Regions from separate parts of the Homo sapiens genome. Here region 1 is linked to region 2. Evidence: read pairs that join two places in POLR2A ChIA-PET (ENCODE). Cell type or tissue: PC-9. All regions are shown on one strand.

Region 1 (8,000 bases), 950 kb after region 2:
TGCGGCTGGCAGCCCTTCCTCTCCAGGGCGTGACTAGACATCCTGCCTCTCCTGTCTCAGCCACTGTTCAAGAGGTTCACGCACACCCGCTGGGCGGCCCCTGTGGAGACCCTGGAAAACATCATCGCCACTGTAGACACGAGGCTGCCTGAGTTCTCAGAGCTGCAGGGCTGTTTCCGGGAGGTGAGGAGGCTCTGGGCTGGTGGCTGGGTCTTGGGGAGTTGGGGGCAGCCCGGACACGCACACTAGCACGTCTGTGTACACTCACGCACATGTGCTCACACGCGCACATGTGAACACACGTGAATGCACGAGCATGTGAACACGTGCACATGTGAACACACGTGAAGGCACGAACATGTGAACGCACGAGCATGTGAACACACACATGTGAATGCACGAGCATGTGAACACATGCACACATATGAACACACGTGAAGGCACGAGCATGTAAACACACACATGTGAACACGTGAACGCATGCACATGTGAACACACACGCATGTGAACGCATGAGCATGTGAACGCACACATGTGGACGCACGAGCACGTGTGCAGTCTTTTGCTCTGGCATCTGCCTCTCTCTGGAGGCCTGGCTACAAGGCTTCAAGGGAGGTGGCGAGCTCCCCATCAGCAGACAGCTCACACGCCCCTGGCTGCTTGCCCTCCCAGGAGCTCATGGAGGCCTTGCACCTGCACCTGGTGAAGGAGTACATCATCCAACTCAGCAAGGGGCGCCTGGTCCTCAAGACGGCCGAGCAGCAGCAGCAGCTGGCTGGGTACATCCTGGCCAATGCTGACACCATCCAGCACTTCTGCACCCAGCACGTAAGCCGCTGCCCACCTCTCCCAAGCCCCTCTGAAATGGCTGCCTCTTCTCCCCTAGCCCTTTCAGGGTCGGAGATAGGCCGCTGGTGCCTCTCTAAGCCCAACGAGTCGCTGACCCGAGCCTCTGGACCCCTGGGTCCCTCCAACCACACCCACTCCTGCAGGGCTCCCCGGCGACCTGGCTGCAGCCTGCTCTCCCTACGCTGGCCGAGATCATTCGCCTGCAGGACCCCAGTGCCATCAAGATTGAGGTGGCCACTTATGCCACCTGCTACCCTGACTTCAGGTGAGAACCTGGGGCACCTCAGGACCACTGTCACATCACTGTGGCCAAGGCCTCACAGGGCTGGCATTGGGAACCCAGATCCTGGCAGCTGCCCACGTGCCAGTCACTGTGTGAACCTCACCAGGGGCTCATTCTTGTGGCCTTCACCACAGCACTACGAGGACAATACTTCCCATTCCCGTTTCACAGAGGAGGCCTGGAGAGCTCACAGGATGTGTCCAAGGTGACACGGCTAGTTAGTGTCTGGCTGCATGGCCCACACTCTTAGCTTTACCTGACACTGCCTCTCACAGGGGAGACTGAGACCAGAGAGGCCAGCTTCACCCAGCCTGGGGGGCCTCTGCGGCCTAGGCCTATGCTCTGGGACCAGGGCTCATATTCGGGAGTGGAGGCTTAGCCCTTGGCTGCCTGAAGTTCTGGTGGGCCAGGGACATTGTTTCTTCCTGGGCTGGGTCCTCTGACATGTTAGGGTAAGTTTGAATGGGTCTTGACAGGGTTGACCCCAGCTTCGCCAAGTCCAGTCCCTGTCTGATCCATTCCACCCATTCATTCATTCACCCACCATACAAGCACCCATCTGCTCATCCACCCATTCCTTCACCCATCTGGCTATCCGTCTATCTTCTCACCCACTCATCACCTGTCTACCCATCCACCCACCCACCCACCCACCCGTCTATCCATCCATCTATTCATCCACCTACCCATGTAAGCACCCATCCACCCATCTACTCATCCATCCACCCCTCCACCCATTTAGCTATCCATCCACTCAACCACTCACCCACCCACCCATCCACCCATGCATCTACTCACTCATCCATGCTCCCATCCCTCCACCCATCTAGCTCTCATCCATCTGCTCACCCACCCACCATCCATCTACCTATGCCACCAACAATTATGGAGAAGTCTGCTAGGTGTCAGCCTCTGTTCTAGTTACCAGGATGCAATGAAGTACAAGGGAAGCCAGGTCTCAGTCCTCCCTTAAGTAGCTCATTCTGTTGAGGGCCAGCAATACTAATGACATAATCAGGCAAAGAAACAGACAATTACAAGTTGTAAATAGGGTTTAACCAAGGTTGTGAATGATAGGAGGTGCCGACTTTAGAGACAAGAAAGCCTTTTGGGGGTGGACATCTTAGCGGAGACCTAAGGGGTGGGAAGAGGCGGTCATCTCAGGGCCTGGGAAGAACATTGCAGGGGAACAGCCGGTGCGGAGGCCTGAAGCAGGCTGGGGCATGGCTGCTCTTGGGACCATCAGGTGGAGGGCATGGGTGAGGGAGAGTGAAGTGCAGCCCCCTCGTGGGCCGGGCGTTGGCTGTCGGGCCCTGTGGCACTGGCCGGGAGTGCAGGGAGCTGGTGAGTAGGGGTGTGGGTGACAGGCTGGGCTGACAGGATGCTCTCTTTGCCAGCAAAGGCCACCTGAGCGCTATCCTGGCCATCAAGGGGAACCTATCCAACAGTGAGGTCAAGCGCATCCGGAGCATCTTGGACGTCAGCATGGGGGCGCAGGAGCCCTCCCGGCCCCTATTTTCCCTTATAAAGGTTGGTTAGCTTTTCCTGTGGCCTGACCTGCCTGTGAGTGCCCAGCAAGCCTTGGGCACACCCCGCTGGGAGCTGTTAAGAGCAGCGCTGGTTCTCGGTTCCTCCCGGGTCTCCTGTGCTCTGATGCTACTTCTGCCTAGCCCTGGCGGAGGTGCAGGCCCTGTCAGCTGGAACTGGACAGACCTTGGTTTGTTTACATGTCCGATGGGGGCAGGAGCTCCCATCCTGGGCAGCCAACCAGGCAACACCAAGGACTCTTTGTAAACGATAGCTGATCGTGTGCACGCAAGGAAAGAACCAGGAGGGAGAGTGCAGCCAGGCTCAGGGATCCCCGGACACCTCTGTCCAGAGCCCCTCCACAGTCGGCCTCATGACTGTCCTCCTCGTGGGTGGGGCCGAGGGCCCTCTTCAGCTCTCTGGAGACAGGGGCCGAGCCTCACCCATCTGCCCTCTGCAGCCCAGGGCCGCCGTGAGCGGGATTCAGCAATGGTGGAATGGAAGACAGAACTGGAAGAGAAAGAAGGAAAAGATGAGCTCTCGTCTGGCAGGGGCTTTTAGGGTCCTGTGGCGAGCTGTGAGCACCGCCAGCATTAGACGTCACATCCAGGTGGCCCCACGGCCCCTACAGGCTGGCCCTGCAATGGGGCCCTGAGCCCTCCCTCTTCATCCCCCAAGGCCTCAACTAGAGGGTGGTCCCCCGAGGGCTTGGTGTCTACTACCGAAGGGCCCAAGACCTCCTGGGTCCTCTCAGGCTCCCCCTTCCCCAAGGCAGGGACAGGCCCTGGGGGTGCCACCGTGGGCCCTGCCACCCAGAAGTCTGGCTGAGGTCTGGGCAGGGGCAGGGCAAGCTTGACCTCTCACTGTTGACCCTTTGGCCTCTGTATTTGTTTCCTATTGCCGTGACAGGTTTCCACAAACTTCGTGGATCAAAACGAGGTCTTCCAGTTCTGCGGGTCAGAAGGCTGACCCGGGGCTCAAATCTGGGTGTCGGCAGTCCTGCACTCCTTCTGGAGGCTCTAGGGGAGAATTCATTTCTGGCCTTTTCATTTTTAGAGGCTGACCGTAATTCTTGACTTCAGGCTCCTCCATCTTCAGAGCCAGCTGTGGGTAGTTGAATCTTTTTCCCGTCACCTCATTGAGGCCTCCCCTCTCCTGCCTCCCTCCACCACTTTTTTTTTTTTTTTTTTGAGACAGGGTCTTGCTGTGTTGCCCAGGCTGGAGTGCAGTGGCCTGGTCATGGCATCAAGGCTCACTGCAGCCTGGACCTCCTGGTTCAAGTGATCCTCTTGTCTCAGTCCCCTGAGACAATCCCCCACGCCCAGCTACATATTTTTTGTGGATACAGGGTCTCATTCTGTTGCCTAGGCTTGTCTGGAACTCCTGGGCTCAAGGGATCTTGTAGCCTTAGCCTCCTAAAGTGCTGGGATTATAGGCATGAGTCACTGTACCCGGCCTGCTCTACCGCTTTTAAGGACGCTTATGATCACATTGCGCCTACCCAGAGAACCCAGGTCGTCTTTCTATTTTCAGGTCAGCTGATTAGCCACCTTAGTTCCATCTGCAACTTTAGTTCCCACTGGCTGTGTAACCTAACATAGTCACAGGCTCTGGGGACTGTCACGTGGACATCTTTGGGAGGCCGTTATTCTGCCCACCGCACCCTCCGTTCATCCCCTGCCCTGCCGGGCACCTCGCTCTACCCCAGGAAAATGTGAGCTCGTTTTCCTGCTCGGCATGTGCTCCCCCTAAGGCTCTGCTCCTCCCTGGGCCTGAAAGTTCCTTCTCAGCCTGAGAGGGGGCCCTTCGGACTCAGGCATGACTCAGCCCGGCTGATGCCTCTGCAGTGCTGAGTCAGGATTTGGGGCCGGCTCTCTTGGGTCCGTCCCCTTTTCCCAGGTACTGCCTTACAAAGCTGTGGCCAGGAAGTGGCCGGTATAAAGGATGCCCAAGGTCTTTGTACGTGTGTAGGAGTTAGCGTGTTTGATATTGTTAATATAATAATAATTATTTTTTAGAGTACTGCTTTTGTATGTATGTTGAACAGGATCCAGGTTTTTATAGCTTGATATAAAACAGAATTCAAAAGTGGCTGTGGAGTGATTTATTTTGGGAGCTGCACAATGATGGGGGGCCCAGCCAGGCAGCCTTAGCAGCTTTCTGAGCCTCTAGGGGTCCGGGCAAACCTACCTAGGTTCTGTGTCAATCCCCAGCCTGTCCCAGCCCCCAGAGCACCTCATGTGGTCCAGGCAGGAGATGGCCCACCATCCCCTCACTGTGAGCAGGAGCTTTGGAAGTGTCTGCCTGTAGGGCATGGACAGTCACTTCACCCTTCCGTGCCTCAGTTTCCTCATCTGTAAAAAGGGGACTGTGACCCTTTGGGGCTTCCTCCACCGTCCTTTACTGAGGAAGAGGGTGGGGTGGACACGGGGCAGCCATTTCAACCGCATGCACGGGACACAGAGTGGGAACTGACTCTTACCATGCTGGCATTGACCTGAAAGCTACAGCTGTGGACACAGGAGGTCTGGTTTGTATTCAGAGACGGGCTCAGCTGCCACGGAAGGGTGGGCCTCTCCGCAGCCAATCTGGCCTGGAATTTGGGAAGGAGCAGAGTCCCTGGAAGGGAAGAAGGGTACCTTGATGAACGTTGCACAGAGGCCGGGGAGGGCCCCAAGGGGAGCCGTGTGCACCTGAAGAGGGGTGTGGGCTTCAGCAGGGCCTGGGACAGCCCGGAGCTGGGGGTGGGGGAGGGCAGGCCCTTTCTCCTGAGTTCCATTCTTGGGGCCAAAGCGGATGGCATGAGGCCACCGTGCAGTGAGAGAAAGGAGGGAGACGAGGGCCAGGGGCAGTGCGGCTTGGCACGGAGACCCTCTGCCCGGCTCCTGGACCCGCCGGTCCATGTGGCTGCGAGGTCCTGGCCTGGTTGAGCCACGTGGGGAGCGTGGGCCTTGGGCGGGCGAGTTCCCGTTCCTCTCCTCGGAGCACAGGGTCAGGGGGAAGTGGGGGCAGCGCGACTCTCCCCTGCATGGCCCCCTGACCCTGGGCAAACGTGGGGAGAGATGGCGCCTGAGCCCCGATGGAAGCTGTCAGTGGGCCCTGGCACACATTCTCCCACGGGGGCGGACTTAGGTCCCAAAGTGACCCCCAGCCTCGCGGCGGCCAGGGCGGGCCGAGTCGTCGGAGCGCGGCGGGACCTGGGGCCAGGTGGACCCCCCTCCCCGGGCTGCGTCCACCCCTGGCAGAGGGGCGGGCTCCGGGCGCGAGGCCCCAGGCGAGGAGGAAGAGGGTGCGGGCGGCGCCTTGGAGGTTCCTGCTGTTCCTGCTTTTCGGGGCGGGGGCCTTCCGGGTCACTGTCCCGCCAGCTGTTGGATCTGCACCAGTAACTTCTCCAGGAAAATCCCCCGGAGAGGAGGATCTGCCCGGCGGAGGGGAGCGAGTCCCCCAGCGCGGGGACAGGGCGGGCGGAGCGGGGCCTGGGCCAGGCCTGGTGCCTTTGTGCAAGGACGGGCCCCGGGCTGCCCAGGCTCCTGTGAGCAGGGGTGGAGCGGGGAGGCCGCAGCCCCCGCGGAACACCGGGCGCCCCCGGCCTCCAGCAGTGGGAAGCAGCCCGGGGGCTGACGCTCCCTGCAGGAGCCAGGAGCAAGCAAACAAGCAGCTTGAGTGCAGGCGCGGGGACGGGCCGGGGGTGCCTGCGGGTGAAAGGGCGGCTCAAAGGGACAGTCGCTGGAGGCCCGGTCTTGAGGAGGTGCCTGGAGCAGACCCGGGCTGGGCGCTGCGGGGGAGGGAGGAGGTTGCGGAGGCCGGCGGGCGGGAACGGGGAGGAATTCCAGGTTTCAGGCAAAGAAAGACGGCAGGACTGGGGAAAAGGGATCCTGGACAGGAGACTCCGCAGGAGGAAGGAGGGGGCCGGTAAGTGGGCTCCTTCCAGCTGGGGAGCGGGGCTGGAAGGGGCTGGAGACGCGAGTTTCAACTCATGGGATTTATGGCTTGGAAAGACCCCTCTGCCCTTCGGGGGCGCTGGGGTCCCCAGGGGAGAGATGAGGGCGGCAGCGAGGGCCCCCTCGTGCAGTGAGATGGAGCGAGCTCTCGGTGGGCTGAGGGAAAGAGCAGCCCAGGGGCTTCTAAGAGACCGGGAGGGAACCAGGCTGCTTCCAGGGACAGGGAGGGCCTGGGAGGGGAGAAAGGGCTGAGGAAGCGCTTGGTCAAGTTCAGGGGGAGAGGTCCCTCCGCACTCGCAGTTGTGCCCTGTGTCACCACGATGTTGTTCCCAAAGTATTCTTCTGGTGTTTTTTTTATTTTTATTTTTTCCTTCTTTTCACAGGTGTTGACCCAAAGTATTTTCTCTCATGCCTGGCCACTCTGCCCTGGACCCTCAACCCAGCCGAATATGACACATCTCCAGAAACCCAGCAGGCGCAAGCCGCAGGGTTGGCCTTAAAATCCTGCTTAAACAGGAGACCCTGGAGGCCTGCTTCAGTGCCACCAGCCTAACCGCCAGGGCTCATCAAAGACGCTGCCCAGATGCATTGAACGTAAGCAAGATCAGCAAAGGTTTATCTCAACTTCAGACTCACTCCCAGAAACTCACTCTTGGGAGCTCTCTGTGGAATTGGGCCCCCCTTCTTCTGGTATTATGTTTTCAAAACTGACAGGGATATGAAAGAAAAACTTATCCAGGAAAGAAAATTGGGTTGAACATTTAACATCTCATTTAAGTCTTGCAATAATGGCTATATGTATTTTTGCTAAATAAATCTTCTATTAATCTTTTTTTTTTTTAAAGTTTGAGATGTCTGCAGAATGGGCATGTGGTTCATTAGAGTGACCAATACCCCGGTGAGTGACAACACTTTGTGTGCGAGGCTGCCGGCCGCCAGGCCCTCTCTCTCGCTCACTGCTTTGGGGGCATCATTTTGCACAGCCCCTGTGGAGGGTGATTTGGGCTTCCGGGTCAGGCTGACAAATGCAGGAACCTGTGAGGCAGCCATTCTCCTTCCAGGAATGTACCTTATCCATGCTCTACCAGCTATGCAAAGCAACTTGAGTGCCAGACTAGTCACTTCAGTTACAGTAGCAACATACTGGAAACTCCCTAAATGCCCATCGGCAGACACCAGGGAAATCACTGCAGTGCACCCAAACAATGGAGTACTATGTGGCGGTGAAAAAGAATGAGGAAGTTCTCTCTGTTCTCATGTTGACATTCAGGACACATAACGTTAAGTGGAAAAAAGCACAGTGCAGAGCAGAGTTTGTGGTGTGTGTGTGTGTGTCTGAGAGAGAGAGAGAGAGAGAGAGAGAGAGGTGAACAGGGTTGGATGGGGACAGAAGTTAGGAA
Region 2 (8,000 bases):
AGATCTGGTGTTAGTATGTGTGCAAATTGAATTTATCTTGATGTTTATTCATAGCTTTTCTTTAATGAAGAAATCAGTATTTCATTAGCCTAAGGAAGCCTCACAACAGCCATTTGTGGTGACTTGCCTTGCGATAGGAGATCTAACCTTCCGTGGAGTACAGCATCAGAGAATGAAGAGCTGGTAAAGATGTTGCAGTGTAGCTGTTTTTTAAGTTCATCTTTAAGAAGCTACTCTGAAGGAAGAGAAGTAGATTGTAATAGCTAGCAGTTTCTAAATGACAGGCTGCCTTAGGAAAAAGTGACATGTGAGAACAACAGAAGCTTGTTATTTCAGCAGATGCTTGACTGAGGGTGCTAGGCCAGGGAAGATGCTGCCACAGAATGTCCGCCCTCTGCTTGTTCCTGCTTTCCCCTGGTGGCCACCCTCTCCCCACCCGATGCAGAGCTCCAAAGGAGGGGCTTTTGCTGGCCCCTGGGAGAAGCCATCTGATGAGCAGCAAGCAATTCCAGAGATTGTCACTGTGAAATTTTTACTTAACGCATGTTACGCACTTTGTGACTGTGTGTCTCTTCTCATTTTGGGATGACATGAAGGTGATGTTCCACACGTCTTACATCTTGCTATTTGCTGACGTTTGACTTATTGTCTTGCCTGCCTCCCCTCTGTCTAATTCTCTGTGCCGCCTCTCAAAGCCTTGCTGCGGCTAAACGCAGCCCCTTGAACGTGGTTGGCCGGGGCTCATTCCAGGTCAGAGCCCATCAGAAGCGCGCTAGAGACAATGCACCAACGGTTGGTCTTTAGTGAAGGGGATGGGTTTGGAATGCCAAGCAAGTGTGGGCTGTACTAGTATGTTTGAGAATGAAGGAGGAATGGAAACTAAGAAAGAGAAGCTACTGTTTTGTTTTGGAAGATTATACTGGAAGGAAAACCTGCTGAAAGTGGGCTTCCACTGCTGCTGTCCTTCTGCAGGAAATTTAGGGCAGAAAGAAACATCTCTGTTTTTCCTTATGTCTGTTTCTTTGAAGGTATTAATGAATGATGAGAATTTTCAAAGCCCATATGATAAGTAGCAAGTCCTTATGTATTCAGAAGGAAACTAATGTTTCCCGAGTGCCTTTTAAGTGCCAGGGATTCTGCTGGGACTTATATTATTCCATTTTAATAAAATAATTCTGTGAGGCAAATGATTGAAAAGAAGAGGTAGATCTGGAATCTGGGCCACACTGAGAAAGGCTGGAATATTTGAGTCCCACTTCAAGAAGCCTAGGAACATGGAGTTACATGGTGATAGAATCGTAGAACTAGGTGCCACCTCACATGTCTGTTGCATCACCCCAGCAGTAGACGGCGGTGCAGCAGAAGGCACACGGGCTGGAATTTCGATGGCCAGACTCTACCACTGGGTTCCTCTGGGCGGCTGATTCTATTTTCTTGTTTACAAAATGGGAGTGGCAGTTGTACTTACTGCGCAGGTTTGTAGCGAGGTTTCAAAAAACTGATCCATGGAGGTGCTTTGTAAACTGTAAAGTGATGTACTAATATTTACTGATGGAGACTGTTTGCTTTCATGGATGGACACCCAAGAAGGCATTTATTCTTAGCATTTTGGTCAGCAAAAGAATTATCGAGATTGCGCCACTGCAGTCCAGCTGGGCGACAGAGCGAGACTCCATCTCAAAAAAAAAAAAAAAAGCATTATATATTTGCTTTTATATACATTTGGCTGTAGGTCTCTTGGTTTCTATCACTTCACTGTTCTTTTCCTCCATTTTCAGAATTGTTTCCTTTCTGTGACAGATATTCAGTGATAACCTTCTGTGTGCCAGGCCCTCTATTAGATGTTGGAGACAGGGAGGTAAATAACACAGATAAGTTCTTGTCCTTTTTGAAATGAAACACTGAAACTGTACAATTGATTACTGTTTGTTTTTCCTATGGGCATAAGTGACCCAAGCCTAACTGACTTCTTATGTTTCTGACATACATATATTTTAAACAAGTGTTAGGCTCTTTACATACTGTTAATGCCAACTGTTCAGATACGTTGGCTGTAACTACTGAATTGAAGATACTGTGAGAAACATGGATTGTGTGGGTCTTTCCATAAGGTAAACCTGGTTTTGTGGCCCCTTCAAGGGCAGCGGTGGGACTGTGGAATTGGCATCTGTGTGGTGCTGTGCAGCTGATTGTTACTTGAGCGTTAAACTGTTCGCCTACACATGAAGTGTGGGCAGTTGAAGGTGTTTGAAAATCACTGTGTGGTATTTTTGTCATTAGACCCACCCAGTTATTTCCCATTATGTTGAAGAAAATTTTGGTTACATAGTTGAGCTTTGTTCAAAAGGTGAATATCAGCTCTGATTGGCCAAGGTCTCTTTTCATCTTCAGTGCCTCCCCCCACAACACCCCCCTCCGGTTTCACCAGGGTGACAAGCAGATGTGGTCCAGCCCCAGGCCCTGGACTGTGGACTAATCAATCCCTAACAGGCACTAGCAGCCCCAAGCCTGACTAGGTTAAAAGTTCCACCAAGGGCCGGGCGCAGTGGCTCACATCTGTAATCCCAGCACTTTGGGAGGCCGAGGCAGGCGGATCACGAGGTCAGGAGATGGAGACCACCCTGGCTAACATGGTGAAATCCCGTCTCTATTAAAAATAAAAAAAATTAGCCGGGGTGGTGGGGGGCGCCTGTAGTCCCAGCTACTCGGGAGGCTGAGGCAGGAGAATGGCGTGAACCCAGGAGGTGGATCTTGCAGTGAGCCGAGATCGTGCCACTGCACTCCAGCCTGGGGGACAGAACGAGACTCTGTCTCAGGAAAAAAAAAAAAGTTCCACCAAGAAAACCTGCGGAACAGTCTTTGCAGTGTGGTTTATTTTGGATCTCAGGTTTTAAGATAGGCCCCTAGTCGTTCCACTTCTTTTCTAGTAGGTGATCCTTTGTGGCCCTTGGAAGTAATTTCTTGGCCACTTTTGGTCCCTGTTTTGGTTGTCTGAGATGTGGTCAAGAGGAATGATAATAGCACTACAGTCGTTCTCTTCTGATTTTCAAAATGGCTTATGGCAACCTTTGATGTTACTCAGACTGCTCCAGCTAGTTTTGATTAATTCATTCAGGCTGTCAGTGACTCAGCAGCCTCCTGGCTTCTTTCTTGTTTTTAAAAGGAGCTGGACTTTCACAATATATGGAACATAGTTAACATATTGCAGCTAATAAGTGTGGCACATAATGATAGGCATCGGTGAAGGGGTCTGGAAGAATGTCACACATAGGCTGGGGGGGGGCTCAGGAGGACATGACATCTCTGCTTTTGTGAATATGAGGATAGGGGACTTTTTTTGGGTGAAAGAAGGAATGGCAGGAAAGGCAAGGTGTCAGAAGCACAGGCAGCAGCCAAGGGTCTTTGGGGTAATGTATGTGGAGGGGCGGGGGTGATAAGGCCACATTGGGCAGCCTGTGAGTGCTAAGCTGTAGGCCCTGCAGAGCCGTGGCAGTGGTGGAGTGGGAGAGTGACCTAAGGCTTCCCGAAGATGTGTCTGGCAGAGTGTAGGGCGAATTGCATGTGATTGGAAATGGGTGGAAGGAGACTGGCACAGAGCTAGAGAGGCTGAGCTAAGCTGGGGAAACCCAGGCTGGATGAGGGCCCTGAAGCTGTCCTTTGGGCAGGGGTGCCAGGCAGGGGACCCAACAGAGCGCCAAGTATAAAGCTGGTTGGGGTGGGGCTTAAGGATGGGAGGAGTGGACTTAGGAGGTAGAGAGTGCTTTGGGTGTAGGCCAGGTAAGTTTCTGGTCTGCCTGCATTAGGCACTTGGTAGCTGTTAGCTATGCCAGTAAAAGGATCTTTTACTTTTCTGGCAAGACTCTGCAAGACCGGTTCTCTCTTAGGTGATTCTCAGGTGGGGATGGGGAGGGAAGATGTGAAATTTAGGGAAAATAAAACTACCTTTATTACCTACACTATTTCCACCTGATTCATTTAAAATTATGTCTAAGATTATAATTTGACACACATTTTTCAAAAGAGCTCTGAGATATTTTTCATACCACATCAGATGCTTCTGGGCACTGAGGAGTTTTATCAAGTAAAACTTTACCAGGCCTATGTGATGTGACATGGCTGTTGCCTGTGATGCCACAGGCTTCCCAAAGCCCCCTACTGAGGCCCACTAAGTTGGTGGGAACCAGGCTGCAAGCTTTTTGCCTTTGGTGGAATAGCCCCTCTCGGGTTCAAGTCCTTCCTCCACATTTCTGTCCACTCAGCAGCATTCCTGAGGGAAGAGTGGGCAGGCAGGGCTATGGTGAAGGCATGAACTGGAACTGGAGGGCTTCTTTTGCAGACCCTTTGTGGTACTGGAAAGAAATTCCTCAAGGACCTATAGGCTCATTAGTGCCATGCTAAACTGACCCAGCTGACTCTGAATTTCAGTAGTATTGTTCCAGAAAAAAATTCCAGCCAGGCATGGTGACTTACATCTGTAATCCCAGCACTTTGGGAGGCTGAGATGTGAGGGTTCTTGGAGCCTAGGAGTTTGATACCAGCCTGGGCAACATGGCAAGACACTGTCTCTACAGAAAATTAAAAAAAAAAAATTAGTTGGGCATGGTGGCACGCATCTGTGTCCCAGCTACTTGAGAGGCTGAGGCAGGAGAATCAGTTGAGCCCAGGAAGTTGAGGCTGTAGTGAGCTGTATTTGCATCACTGTACTCCAGTCTGGGCAGCAGAGCGAGACCCTGTTTCAAAAAAAAAAAAAAAAAAAAAAATTCCAGAGATCTTAAGGATGAAAAGTCTAAGGAAGGCCAGGTATGATGGCTCATGCCTGTAATCCCACCACTTTGGGAGGCCAAGGCAGGCAGATCACTTGATGTCAGTTCGAGACCAGCCTGGTCAACATGGTTGAAACCCCGTCTCTACAAAAAATACAAAAATTAGCTGGGCGTGGTGGCACGTACCTGTAATCCCAGCTACTCGGGGGGCTGAGGCAGGAGAATCACTTGAACCCGGGAGGCAGAGGTCGCAGTGAGCCCAGATCGCACCACTGCACTCCAGCCTGGGTAATAGAGCGAGACCCTGTCTCAATAATAATAATAGTAATGAAGAAAAAGAAAAAGTCCAAGGAAAAGAGAAGTATTACATTTAAAAATGTTTACTTACTGATCGAGGCTTTGGTAACTAGTTGTTTCTTTAGTAGGAATTTTAAAACTATCACTTAAAATTTTTCTATTAAGTTGAGAACTTAATAAGTATGATGAGACTGTCAAATTATTTGTAATCAGTAACTCCTTATGCAAACTCATGAGCATAATGATAAAATTTAAACTTTCCATAGAAAAAATTAAGAAACAGTTGTGGTTTAATGTATTCTACAAATACTTAGCCTCTGTGCCAGGCTGGATACCTCTGCTGGGGCTGAAGACCAAATACCCGATTCTTAAAATGGATAAGAATGTTTAATAAATTGGTTCTTCTATAAATTCATGTTTATCTGTCAGAATCTGAGTGGAAAAAAACTTACGGTGAAGAACTTAGGTAATTGATAATAATTGGGATGCAAACCATTTTTTGAAATCTCAGTGTGTAGAATCTATCAGAAAGCTGAAAAAAACTAATTTTGTGGAACTATACAGTGGTAACTGTTTAATAAAGTTCTCCTTAAAAGAGTTTTTATTATAATTTTATTTTAATTGATTATAACAGACATAAAACAATTCTGAAATCATATAAGTGATTAAATATTAAATGTTGTGGAATGAATTAAGTACTTGAGAATTCAGATACAGGAGCAGCACAAAGAATGGTTGGGAAAATCCTTGCTGTGGGCGGTGGGACGTGAACTGACGGGCACGATTCCTGGGGAGGTGGGCAAAGGAGACTGTCCCTACCAAGAGGGTGACGTAAGCCAAGAAAGAGGGGCTGTCTGCTCTGGCCATTGCTTATGAGTTGTGTGGAGGGCCAGTGAAGGGTGGAGAGGCAAGATGGTGTAGAGCTGATAAGAGCACAGCCTCATGACCCTGAACTTCCTTCCAGGTCCCTCATCAATGTAATGTGGATACATTAGTACCAGCTTTGAGGGGTGACTAGGATTGGATTGGATGATGATTGTAAAGTTCCTGGTGCAGGCCTGGCACATAGGAAGTGTTGATTAGGCCAGGCGCAGTGGCTCACGCCTGTAATCCCAGCACTTTGGGAGGCCAAGGCAGGTGGATCACCTGAGGTCAGGAGTTTGAGACCAGCCTGGCCAACATGGTGAAACCCTGTCTCTACTAAAAATACCAAAAACAAACAAACAAACAAAAACAAAAAACAAAAAATTAGCCAGGTGTGGTGGCAGGCGCCTTTAATCCCAGCTACTCAGGAGGCCACGGCAAGAGAAACACTTGAACCCGGGAGGCAGAGGTTACAGTGAGCCAAGATCACACCATTGCACTCCAGCCTGGGCAACAAGAGGGAAATTCTGTCTCAAAAAAAAAAGTGTTGACTAGACAGAAGGTGATATTGCTGTTGGGGAGGATGGGGCTGAACCCTGGAGGGCAGGGGTGCTAGGTACTTTTTCCTACATTGACTTGATAGAAATTAGGAGGCCACAGGCCAGGTGTGGTGGCTCACGCCTGTAATCCCAGCACTTTGGGAGGCTGAGGCGGGCAGATCACTTGAGGTCAGGAGTTCGAGACCAGCATGGCCAACATGGTAAAACCCTGTCTCTACTGAAAATACAAAAATTAGCCGGGCATGTTGGTGCATGCCTGTAATCCCAGCTGCTGAGGAGGCTGAGGCACAAGAATTGCTTGAACCTGGAAAGTGGAGGTTACAGTGAGCTGAAGTCATGCCAGTGCACTGTAGCCTTGGCAACAGAGCGAGACTCTATCTCAAAAAAAAAAAAAAAGAAAAAAATTAGGAGACATTTTGATTAGAGATAAGATGTGGCTGGAATTAATGAATAATGGTAGCTACCCAAATACTTCTGTGTGCTCTGTGCTTTCTGTTATCTGCAGCCTTCACCATTGCCTTGCAGGGGAGGGGTGGGCCTTTGATCTCCTATTAGTGAGAGGAAACTTGCACTTTGCCCAAGGCCACTTGGCTACCAAGAGGGAAGGCAGGATTTGAACTTAGGCTTGCCTGGTCTGGGCTCTTTCTCTCGCTACCAGACTGCCCCTGCCTGGGAAGCCATCTGCCAGGGGCTGATGACCCCATGGGGAAGAGGAATAGCTGGCTTGGGTGGTTACTCCTGCTCCTAAAAAGGTATGTGAGCTCAGAGTGCATGTTGGCAGACACCCCATCCCCCGCCCCCCAGAAGAGGAGGAAATAGGATGGTCACTTATCAGTGGAAATTGAGTTAGAACTCAGTGATTAATGGAAAGAGGACAGGCGAGTGGGAGACGGTTGTGCTTGGACATGAAGGCAGGCACTGGGTGACCTGGCCTTTCTCTATCTGGGGTGGGGCTCCAAAAAGCTCTGGCCCAAGAGTGGAGTCCATAGATTTTTCAGAAATACAATTTTTTTTATGGGCACATAACCTAGCAGTCACTTCTGACTTCTTGGTAATTCTTACTTGGTAAAGGTGACATGTTGCCTGGCTGGACTTCTGCTGTTCCCGTTTGGTCAGTGCCACTGGAAAGGGATTGGGGAGGGAGGAGTGACCTTAGGTGAGAGAGATTCTAAGTGTTCCTTGGGGTCAGCCAGGTCTACTTTTGTGTCTTCTAGACAGTGCCACTCACACTAGTGTTGACAGATCAACTTTAAAAAAATTTTAGTCTATGTGGATTGATACTTTTGTAAAATAAAAAGAATTAATAGGAAAAGAAACTGAAAAAGACATACAGAATATAAACTCTAACTTTTTATCATTACATTCAACAGATATAAAATTTGTCCGTTGCCATAAAAGTTTCTAAACTCTTATTCTCAATGTCTGTACTACAGGCAGTGCATTTGACTGCAGACTAATAAACTAGTCCTGGACTGGTACACTTCAAGAGCAGTGACCTAAGAAGAAAGTTTGTTAA

Evidence for each region. Peaks named below come from ENCODE experiments on the same cell type or tissue, not always from the same donor. Only the 100,000 strongest peaks of a DNase experiment are listed, where the experiment ranks them.
Region 1: POLR2A ChIA-PET joins it to region 2 with 14 read pairs; 1 of 35 experiments calls an interaction of 5 or more read pairs at or near these places.

What each region holds. Positions count from the first base shown.
Region 1 is chr14:103,132,690-103,140,689 of GRCh38, forward strand. TNFAIP2 (TNF alpha induced protein 2) reads left to right here. Exons shown (of 12, transcript NM_006291.4): 9 at 61-183; 10 at 673-828; 11 at 993-1,114; 12 at 2,530-4,750. The coding sequence ends at 2,671. It also overlaps the pseudogene NDUFB4P11. Among named protein-coding and RNA genes, the nearest start is that of TNFAIP2, 13 kb to the left of the region's middle. RefSeq lists enhancers at 1-150, 151-719, 2,623-3,124, 7,628-7,677, 7,708-7,757. In PC-9, CTCF peaks have their summits at 4,395, 7,451 and 7,683; DNase peaks (open chromatin) are centred at 4,132, 4,492 and 7,822; H3K27ac peaks cover 6,081 bases.
Region 2 is chr14:102,184,136-102,192,135 of GRCh38, forward strand. All of the region lies in intron 1 of WDR20 (WD repeat domain 20), which reads left to right. Among named protein-coding and RNA genes, the nearest start is that of WDR20, 48 kb to the left of the region's middle. RefSeq lists enhancers at 207-708, 709-1,208. In PC-9, a CTCF peak has its summit at 2,542; DNase peaks (open chromatin) are centred at 1,476, 3,116 and 3,816; H3K4me3 peaks cover 1,799 bases; H3K27ac peaks cover 6,114 bases.